2 separate regions of the Homo sapiens genome follow, and region 2 is linked to region 1. A link is an interaction called in ENCODE POLR2A ChIA-PET data of the cell type or tissue named here. Cell type or tissue: B cell. All regions are shown on one strand. Each heading gives the region's core, and the rest is flanking DNA. Links, peaks and the distances in the headings are about the cores only. Region 1 overlaps LMNB2 (lamin B2). Region 2 has its middle 18 kb from the start of NFIC.

Region 1 (5,363 bases), core at 157-5,156:
GGTGGCTCATGCCTATAATCCCAGCACTTTGGGAGGCAGAGGCTGGCAGATCCCCTGAGGTCAGGAGTTCGAGACCAGCCTGACCAGCATGGTGAAACCCCATCTCTGCTAAAAATACAAAAATTAGCTGGGCGTGGCAGTGCAAACCTGTGATCCCAGCTACTGGGGAGGCTGAGGCACAAGAATCGCTTCATCGCCTGAATCCGGGAGGCAGAGGTTGAAGTGAGCGGAGATTGTGCCACTGCATTCCAGCCTGGAAAACGAGACTGTCTCAAAAACAAAAACGATAAAGGCCAGGGGGGAAGATGAAGAGACTTTGTGACACAGGCAGATTCTATGCACTTCACAGTTCCATGTGTATAAATAAAGTTTTATTGACACATAGCAGCACCCACTTATTCACCTATGGGCTAAGGCAGCTTTCATCCTATGGCAGAGCTGAGTGGTTCAGATGCAGACAGTCTGGCCTTTTTTAGAAAAAGTCTGCTGACCATGCCTGGTCTGCCGTGCTGTGATGATGAGGAAAGTTCTAGAGGCTGGGGCACCTCACAAAGACCCTTTGAGCCTGCGGAACGGGTGTGCCGGGGCAGGACGGCCTCCTTGTGCTTGTGAGGCGCTGCAAAGGGCTGGGGACAGGCTGGGCCTTTTCTTTCATCTTTCACGGCATCTAGCAAGTGCTAGGCTTGAGGGAAGTCAACAAGTGTGTCCACACATGTGGGCCTGGCAGGGCTCAGATAGCCTGAGATGGCCTTTGCCTGGGACCCCTCGGACACACAGAGCAGCATAACTCGGCTGGAGGAGGCCACGGTGGGACAAAATGGCCCGGCTAAGAACTACAGCCCTGTGCAGAAAATGCAAACACCGGCTTGGGGTCACTTCCAAAGTGGACTCCATCCTCCACGCTCGCCTGGGCCGCCTCCGAGACCCCCTCCAGCAGCCCTGAGCAGCCAGGGGACACCGGGGCAGGGGAAGACAGAAGATGCCGAAGCCAGGTCTCCTCCCTCGGGAACGTAAGGCCTGGCAGGGAAGTACCTGGAGTACCTGCCTCTCCCGCGCCTGGACACGGGCCACAGCGCGGCCTCCCTGCACCTGCCCCCGCCCCCAGCACTCAGTGATCCTCCTTCAACAAATACCCATCTGGCCAGCCCCCACCCCACCCTTTCCCAAGCCCTCCAACGATGCTTGTATATGGCGATTCATCCACACCGCCAAAAGACACCCCCTAGTGTCACATGGGAATGTGGAACCCATGCTTGGCCTGGTTTTGTACGAGTGTGCAAGGGTGAACTCCTGCGGGCAGGAAAGAAGTGAGCAAGTTAGCCGGGCATGGTGGTGGGCGCCTGTAATCCCAGCTACTCAGAAGGCTGAGGCACGAGAAGCCCTTGAACCCAGGAGGTAGAGGTTGCAGTGAGCCAAGATCACGCCACTGCACACCAGCCTGGGCGACAGAGAGAGACTCTGTCTAGAAAAAAAAAAAGGCCAGGCATACTGGCTCACACCTGCAATCCCAGCATTTTGGAAAGCTGAGGCGGGCAGATCACAAGGTCAAGAGATAGAGACCATCCTGGCCAACATGGTGAAATCCCATCTCTACTAAAAATACAAAAATTAGCCGGGTGTGGTGGTACACGCCTGTAATCCCAGCTACTTAGGAGGGTGAGGCAGGAGAATTGCTTGAACCTGGGAGGCAGAGGTTGCAGTCAGCCGAGATCACACCACTGCACTCCAGCCTGGGCGACAGAGTGAGACTCTATCTCAAAAAAGAAGTGAGAAAGGCGTGTGTGAGGACCTCGGGGGCCGCCACACACCAGGATGCTGTGAGTCGTGTTATGAGCCTGAAAAAATCTGAACTGAGTCCCTCACGCCTCCCAGCAGGCTCCTCGGCCTGGCCATTCTCATGGGGGCCGTGTTACCCTCATGGAGGCTGCGTCATCCTCGTGGGGGATGGGTCATCCTCATGGGGGCTGCGTCATCCTCATGGGGGCTGGGTCATCCTAATGGGGGATGGGTCATCCTAATGGGGGCTGGGTCATCCTAATGGGGGCTGGGTCATCCTCGTGGGGGCTGGGTCATCCTCGTGGGGGCTGGGTCATCCTCATGGGGCTGGGTCATCCTCGTGAGGGCTGCGTCATCCTCGTGGGGGCCAGGTGATTCTCTTCTCGGGGCGCTGAGCAGTACCCAGCCTCCACCCACGCTGTGCCGATGCCGTCTCCCTCCCAATGTGACAACCAAGGGCATGCCCAGCCTTGGCCAAGAGTCCCCTGGGGGCAGAAGCTGGCCAGGTGAGAGAGGCCCTGCTGTCCAGGTGACCTGCATGCTCTTAGGCCTGACACCCCAGGTCCCTCCTCGTTCAGAGCTCCCTCCCCTGCCCCCATCCTGCCAGCCTGAGCCTGAGGCTGCTCTCTGAACCCCACGTGGCCCACCTGTGTCTAGAAGGCCCCCAGCTATTCCAGGTCACTCCCTCCATGTGGGCCCACATGACGTCCCCCCACCAGCGGCCCCCACCCCAGCAGGCTTCCAACTCTGCTCCCCACTAGCCGGGTTCCTGGCCCACTAGTCGCAGGCGGAACTCCCAGCTGTCCCCTGCCACATGCCCTGCAGACACGGCTGGGTGACAGGGCTCACGGAGGGGCCAGTGTGTCACCTGCTAAATGGCTGCCTTCACTGGAGTCAGACCCGCATTTCACCCAGCCTGAGTGAACTGAGTTGTAAAGGATGCTGCTGCGGCCCCGAGAGGTGGCTGGGCCAGGCTCCCTCTAGGGCACAGGGCCGGTCCAATGGGGCGTCCAGTGGGGCTGGGGCTGGTACCTCCCCAGCACTCACCAGGCCCTGCACCCTCAAAGCTCCCTGCAGCTGTTCGTCCCATTGGCAGGTGGGATAACAGAGGCCCAAAGACAAGAAACCAGCTCTAACCCTGCACGCCACGGGTCCAGCAGGCGGCCTCTAAGTTGGGACAACTCCGCACTGGACAGATGGCAAGATGGAGGCTCCAAGAGACACAGGGGCCTGCCCAAAGCCACACTAATTGAAAAGCAGGGGACTGGCCAGGCACGGCGGCTCACACCTGTAATCCCAGTACTTTGGGAGGCCGAGGCAGGCAGATCACCTGAGGCCAGGAGTTTGAGACCAGCCTGACCAACAAGGCCAAACTCTGTCTCTACTAAAAATACAAAAATGAGCCGGGCATGGTGGTGAACACCTGTAATCCCAGCTACTCGGGAGACGGGGGCAGGAGAATCACTTGAACCCGGGAGGCAGAGGGTGCGGGGAGCTAAGATCGCGCCACTGCACTCCAGCCTGGACGACGGAGCGAGACTCTATCTCAAAAAAAAAAAAAAAAAAAAAGAAAGAAAAGCAGGGGATCCCACCAAGCACTGATCTTCCTTCTACCTCCCTGAAGGCACCAGCTACATTCTTTCAGGTTCCCTGTCCCCAGGGCACTGTGAAAACAACCCACAGGGAGCTACTGAACAAAAGTTAACCTGCTGTGGCCCCACACACAAGTAAGAGGTGGGTATTATAATTACACCCATTCCAAAGGCGAGGGCACTGAGACCCAGAGAGGGTAAGCGACTAGCCCAAGGTCACACAGAGGGTAAGTGGCTCCCAGAAATGACCCGACCCCCTCAACAAGCAGCTCTTCTCCCAGAAGCCCACCACGTCCTCTGATCTCCAGATGGGCGAGTGGGGACTGGGCGCTGCAAATCCCGACTTCGGCACCCAGCTCTCCCAACAGGACACTGGGGCCTAGGGACCCCAGGACCCCAACCCATGGCAGGAATCAAGTGGGTGCTCCTGCCTGCCCCCCGTTCTGGAGTCCTGTCCTTGGATTGGGCATGGCCAGTGGGAGGGACAAAGAGCCTCCCCAGGGTTAGGTTGGGGGGCAGGACAGATTGCACCCAGACCCCAAGACACCCCGACCTCATGTCCCCTTGGTGGGCAGACTTTCCCGCCTCTTCTCCTTCAGTCTGCACTGAAGCCTCGGGGCCCATTCAGAACCTCAACACTTTCCACCGGACCCAAGATCCCAACTCTCACCCTTCCTTCATATTCTCTTGGGGGCAGAACCTGCCAGACCACCGCTGACACCAGGGCACAAATAAGGGACTCCCAAATTTCCCGTGGGACCCCAAGGTATCAGAACCTCTCCCTCGGCCCCCTACCCACCCTGGGCCTGGTGAGAGATGAGGGGCCTAATTCCCACCCCAGTCACCAATCTCTTCTGGATTCATCAGGGAACTCGCTAAAGCTCCAGGGAGAACTGAGACCACGTGACTCACCCCAGAGACTCCAGGGAGACCCCCCACACACCCCATCTTGGGCCTCCTCAGAGGGCCTGGGCCCCCCAGTCTCCTTGGAGCCCAGAGACCACCCCCATTCCACCCCAGATACCCCAATACCCAGCTTCATCCCCAGAGACTCCCACTCACACCCCCTCAGTTGGGGGGGGTCCGCCAAGTCTCCTTGGAATCCTCTGAGGGACGAGGCATATGGGGGGCTGCAGCCCAATACTCAGGGAGCCCCCAAATCCCCAGGACCTCTCTTTGGTGGGGAGCCCTAGTCTGTAACCCCCATGGCCCCAAAATGCACCTCTCACGGAAGGGTCCCCAGAGCTAGCTGGAGGCCCCTCTGCAGCCCTCACTCAGGACACGGAAGATCTCCTGGGACCCCCTCCATAGGTGGGGCATTCCTGGTCTGCACTTTTCACTCAGTGCCCTAGAAACCCCCTGGAGGTCCCCAAGAGAATGGGCCACTCCGGTCTGCACCCCTCCCAAGGGGTCCCCCAAGATCTCGGAAACTGCGGTGGGCAGGGCCTGCCCAGGTGGCACCCCTCACTCAGGGTCTCCCCCTGGAGATCCCCGAGGCCAGGCTGACCCCACCCCTGCTCAGGGTCCCCCGTGATCGCGTACTCCGCGGTGGGCTGGGCCTGGCCGAGCTGCACCCCTCACTCAGGGACCCCTTGAAACCCCCTGGAGACCCCCAAGCCGGGACCCTTCCCGGTCTGCACCCCTGCCCAGGGTCCCCGCGATCGCGCACCCCGCGGTGGCCAGGACCTGCACCCTTCATCCAGGAGCCCCCCGCAAACCCCCTGGAGACCCCAAGCCGGGAGTCGTTCAGAGTCCCCCGCGATCGCGCGCCCCGTGGTGGGCGGGGCCTGGCCGAGTAGCACCTTTCACTCAGGGACTCTCCGAAACGCGGCGGAGATCCCCGAGGCCGGACTGTCCCCGTCTGCATCCCAGCTCAGGGTTCCCCGCGACTGGGAGCCCCGCAGTGGGCTGGGCCTAGCCGAGCAGCACCCCTCACTCAGAAGCCCCCAAACCTCCTGGAGACCCCCGAGCCGGAGCCTGTCCCCGTCTGCACCC
Region 2 (5,363 bases), core at 166-5,165, 900 kb after region 1:
AGGGGCTGTCCTGTGGGATGGCTTCCCTGGAGGTGGTGGGGATGGTTCTACGTGGGTGGGTGCAGAAATGCCGTGGGGTCCCGACCCCACACTCAACCTGTAAGCCCAGCTCAGACCATCTTGGTGGGGGTGGTAGGCAAGGCCCTGGCGAGCCCCCTCTTTCCCTATTTCTGGCCCAGGGTCCCCGCCTTTAGCTCTGGACTCCACCAGCAAAACCCCAACGCCACGAGGTTTTCAACGATGAACAGATGGTCACAGGCGGTGGGGGTGGGGGCTGAGCTGAGTCTGAGGGGACCCAGGGTCTCTGGAGCAGTCCTGCTGCCCTCCCAGTGGGGAAACTGAGACAGGGAGCCCCCTCCGTGCCCCTGTGCCTGGGGCTGGGAAACCGGTGCCATCCTCGGAAGATCCCCAGAGCGGCCACGTCATAGTTGGCGAGGGCAGCTCCGGGGAGGGCGAGGACCGGGCCCACTGCCATGTCAAATTCCTCCCGGGAGCGGTGGGGGAAGGAGAGGCAGTGCTTTTTTTTGTCTCCCCTGCATCCTCACCCCCACCAACTCCGCGACAGAATCAAAAAGAGGAGAGAGAGAGCTGTTGGCAGGAAGAAGGAATTGGAGCCAAGCCGAGGCTGGGCTCACCCTGAAAAATCACACTCTGGGCGGGAAGAGAGGACAGAGGCTCTTCCACCCCCTTTCCAGCATTTTGCAAAGGCGGAAAGGGGGTGGCCCACTCAAAGGGCATCAGACGTGGCCTTCACGGCCCGCAGCTGGCAGCTGCCACCTCTCCCACGAGTGGCTTGACAGGCTTTCTACCTCCAGACCTCAGCTTGGGCCGTCCTCTCCTCCTGGAATGCCTTCCTCATCCACCTCAGTCTCCTCCCAGGCACCACCTGGGATCTGGACTTCAAGTCCCATGGACCTACAAGGCCAAGAAGGGTCGCGTTGCATCCTAAGGCCAAAATAAACCCCAAAAGCAGTAATATGTAATCGATCTTTATTTAAATATTGGTACTTCATTCATTCTGGATCTTCTGCAATCACTTTTATTCTTAGAAAGTTTGTGTTAAAACATGAGTTATCAGTTGGGTACGGTGGCCCCACCCACCCAGCACCCAGTGTCAACCCAGCACTTTGGGAGGCCAAGGCAGGAGGATCACTTGAGGCCAGGAGTTCAAGACTAGCCTGGGAAACATAGCAAGACCCCATCTCTACAAAAATTTAAAAATTAGGCAGGGCGCAGTGACTCATGACTGTAATCCCACCATTTTGGGAGGCCGAGGCAGGCGGATCACTTGAGTTCAGGAGTTCGAGACCAGCCTGGCCAACATGGCGAAACCCCGTCTCTACTAAAAATACAAAAATTAACCGGGTGTGGTGGCGGGCGCCTGTAATCCCAGCTACTCAGGGGGCAGGAGAATAGCTTGAACCCAGAGGCGGAGGTTGCAGTGAGCCAAGATCGCACCACTGCATTCCAGCCTGGGAGACAGAGCTAGACTCCATCTCAAAAAAACAACAAAACAAAAAAAGAGAGAGAGAAAATAAAATAAAATAACTCCAGGGAGGGGCAAGGGCTATGCGTATCTGAACTCTGTCCCAGCCCATGGAGCTGCGCAGGGACGGAGGGGCCCCAGGCACAGTGGGGCCGGCTGCACTAACCTGGTCATCAGTCTTTGCTCCGGGAGCTTCAGCACTGAGTTTTCAGGGAAGGCATGGCTGCCTGGGTTCCTTCCTAGTGCCGGAGCCCGCTCTCAGGGGCATGACCCCAGCAGATCCAGCCACGCCAGCGGTCCCATTGTGTGACCTTGGATAACCCCTTTCCTTCATCTGACGCCTCCTCTATCAAACGAGGTAATAAGGGCTCCCCTGCCTGGCCTGGGGCTGTCTGTGCATGAAATGGGATAATTGCCGGAACCCGGCCTGGCTACCGGAGCTGTTATTAAGGCTGCAGAGCTACCTGTGGGCCTCAATTTCCTCATCTATAAAATGGGCTTAATCATACCTGCTGCTGTTAACCTCTCAGGGCTCTGGAGGATCAAGGGGCACTGAGGATGCCTTGCAGAGGAAACGTCTGAAGGCCGAGCAAATTCTGCAAAAGTGGCCTCAGTGGCTTTTCTTGTGAGGTTGCCTGCCCCCCACCCTCAATTTGTATAACGTCCCCTGCAGAAGTGTGGAGAAAGAGGAAAAAATATAACAAACAAACAGGCAAGAAACAGCCAACACAGCCACATCCATTGTTGCTTTTTTTTTTTTTTTTTTGAGACAGAGTCTTGCTGTGTTGCCCAGGCTGGAGTGTAGTGGTGAGATCTCGGCTCACTGCAAGCTCCAACTCCCGGGTTCAAGCGATTCTTTTGCCTCAGCCTCCCGAGTAGCTGGGATTACAAGTGCGTGCCACCACGCCCGGCTAATTTTCGTGTGTTTTTTTTTAGTAGAGAGAGGGTTTCACCATGTTGGCCAGGCTGGTCTCGAATTCCTGACCTCAGGTGGTCCAACTGCCTCGGCTTCCCAAAGTGCTGGGATTACAGGCGTGAGCCACCATGCCCAGCCCATTGTTGCAATTTTAACCTCTTTTCTCCTGTCCCCGAAGCTTACCCCTCAGTTTCTTTTTTTGTTTCTTTTTTTTTTTTTTTTTTTGAGATGGACTTTTGCTCTGTCGCCCAGGCTGGAGTGCAATGGCATGATCTCGGCTCACTGCAACCTCCACCTCCTGGGTTTAAGCGATTCTCCTGCCTCAGCCTCCCGAGTAGCTGGGATTACAGGTGCACGCCACCACACCCAGCTAATTTTTGTATTTTTAGTAGAGACGGGGTTTCACCATATTGGCCAGGATGGTCTCGATCTCTTCACCTTGTGATCTGCCCACCTTGGCCTCCCAAACTGCTGGGATTACAGACATGAGCCACTGTGCCTGGCCATCCCTCACTTTCTTTTCCTGCTCTTTTTTGCTGCTAAGATATAGAAGGTAGAGCCATTGGGGCTTAAGGAGATGGGCTTTATGAGTCAACTTGCCCAAATTCAAATCCCAGACTTAACACTGGCTGTGTGGCATTGAGGAAGTGCCTCAAGTTCTCTGTGCCTCAGCTTCCTCATCTGTAGACTGGGAATGATACTGTTAGGTTGGTGCCAAAGTAATTGCAGTTTTTGGTCAGGCACGGTGGCTCACGCCTGTAATCCCAGCACTTTGAGAGGCCGAGGTGGTGAATCACAAGGTCAGGAGTTCAAGACCAGCCAGACCAACATGGTGAAATCCCGTCTCTACTAAAAATACAAAAATGAGCCCAGCGTGGTGGCACGTGCCTATAATCCCAGCTACTTGGGAGGCTGAGGCAGGAGAATCGCTTGAGCCCTGGAGGCGGAGGTTGTAGGGAGCCAAGCTCATGCCACTGCACTCCAGGCTGGGCAACAGAGTGAGACTCCATCTCAAAAAAATAAATAAATAATTATTATTTGGTAGAGATGGGGTTTTCCCATGTTGGCCAGGCTGGTCTCAAACTCCTGGCCTCAAGTCATCTGAACGCCTTGGCCTAGTTTTGGTATTTTTATTAGAGACGAGGTTTCACCATGTTGGCCAGGCTGGTCGCGAACTCCTGACCTCAAGTGATCTGCCCGCCTTGGCCTCTTAAAATTTTTACTTTTTTTTAGTGATGAGGTCTGCCTCTGTTGCCCAGGCTGGAGTGCAGTGGTGTCATCAGCTCACTGGAGGCTCAGCCTCCCTGGGCTCAAGTGATCCTCCCTCCTCAGCCTTCTGAGTAGCTGGGACTAGGGGTGCGCTCCACACACACAGCTAATTTTGAAATTTTTTGTAAAGATGGGATCTCTCTAGGTTGCCCAGGCTGATCTCAAACTCCTGGGCTCTAGCGATCCTCCTGCTTCAGCCTCCCAAAGTGCTAAAATTACAACTATGAGCCACCCTGCTCGGTTTTGTTTTTTTACATTGTTTAGTGGTAGAAAGAAGTCAAAAGAATACTTTGTGACACGTGAAAAGTACATGTGATTCACATTTCAGTGTGTGTAAAGTTTGATTGGCACACAGCCACGTTTATTCATGACCATGCCGTCTATGGCAGCTTTTGTGCACTAGGGCACAGCCAAGCAGGTGCAATGGGGATGATATGTCCTGCAAAGATGAAAATATTTACTCTCTGGCTCTTTACAGAAAAAGTTTGCCCACCCCTGAGTTAATGTATCATGAGCACTTTGAACAATGCTGGGCACAAAATGTGCTTGGGATTGTTATTCAAAATGTGTTTCAGGTCGGGCGTGGTGGTTCACGCCTGTAATCCCAGCACTTTGGGAGACTGAAGAGGGCAGATCACCTGAGGTCAGGAGTTCAAGACCAGCCTGGCTGACACGGTGAAACCCATTTTAATCTCTACTAAAAATACAAAAATTAGCCAGGTGTGGTGGTGCGTGCCTGTAATCCCAGCTACTCAGGAGGCTGAGGCAGGAGAATCACTTGAACCCATGAGGCAGAGGTTGCAGTGAGCCGAGATCGTGCCGCTGCACTCCAGCCTGGGCGACAGAGCGAAACTCCATCTCAAAAAAAAAAAAAAAATGTGTTTCAGGCTGGGCGAGGTGGCTCATGACTGTAAACCCAACACTTTGGGAAGCCAAGATGAGAGGATCGTTTGAGCCCTGGAGTTCAAGACCACCTTGGGCCACAGAGCAGATACCACCTCCACAAAAAAATTTTAAAAAATTAGCCAGTTGTGGTGGTGCACTCCTGTGTAGCCCCAGCTGCTCAGGAGGCTGAGGTAGGAGATCCCTTGAGCCCAGGAGGACAAGGCTGCAGTGAACTATTATTGCACCACTGCACTCCAGCCTGGGTGACAGAGCAAGACCCTGTGTCAAAAAAGAAATGTACAAAGGTTAAAAAAATATATATGGTTGGCCGGGCGCGGTGGCTCACGCCTATAATCCCAACACTTTGGGAGGCCGAGGCAGGCGGATAATGAGATCAGGAGATCGAGACCATCCTGGCTAACACGGTGAAACCCCATTTCTACTAAAAATACAAAAACAAAATTAGCCAGGCGTGGTGGCGGGCGCCTGTAGTCTCAGCTACTTGGGAGGCTGAGTCAGGAGAATGGTGTGAACCCAGGAGGCGGAGCTTGCAGTGAGCCGAGATCGTGCCACTGCACTCCAGCCTGGGCTACAGAGCTAGACTCTGTCTCCAAAAAAAAAAAAATATATATGGTTCACACAAAAATTATATCCTATGTTGTTCTCTATAAACATCCCATCATATTATGTCTCCCAGACCACTGACAATTTTTGGAAGCCTCACTCTGCCATCTCGTGAAATGTCCTCCACAGTCCCCTACTGTTGGACACTTAAGCTGTTCCCAGTTGCTAAGACGGAGCTGCAGG

Evidence for each region. Peaks named below come from ENCODE experiments on the same cell type or tissue, not always from the same donor. Only the 100,000 strongest peaks of a DNase experiment are listed, where the experiment ranks them.
Region 2: POLR2A ChIA-PET joins it to region 1 with 7 read pairs; 2 of 35 experiments call an interaction of 5 or more read pairs at or near these places.

The regions. Positions count from the first base shown.
Region 1 is chr19:2,450,969-2,456,331 of GRCh38, forward strand. The region is part of intron 1 of LMNB2 (lamin B2); the gene reads right to left. Among named protein-coding and RNA genes, the nearest start is that of LMNB2, 3.3 kb to the right of the region's middle. RefSeq lists enhancers at 2,014-2,628, 2,629-3,243, 3,300-4,010, 4,011-4,719 and a silencer at 4,980-5,159. In B cell, for the core only: no CTCF peak of the experiment used is centred there; DNase peaks (open chromatin) are centred at 2,167 and 4,683; H3K4me3 peaks cover 454 bases; H3K27ac peaks cover 507 bases.
Region 2 is chr19:3,346,372-3,351,734 of GRCh38, forward strand. No RefSeq gene overlaps it. Among named protein-coding and RNA genes, the nearest start is that of NFIC, 18 kb to the right of the region's middle. In B cell, for the core only: no CTCF peak of the experiment used is centred there; no DNase peak of the experiment used is centred there.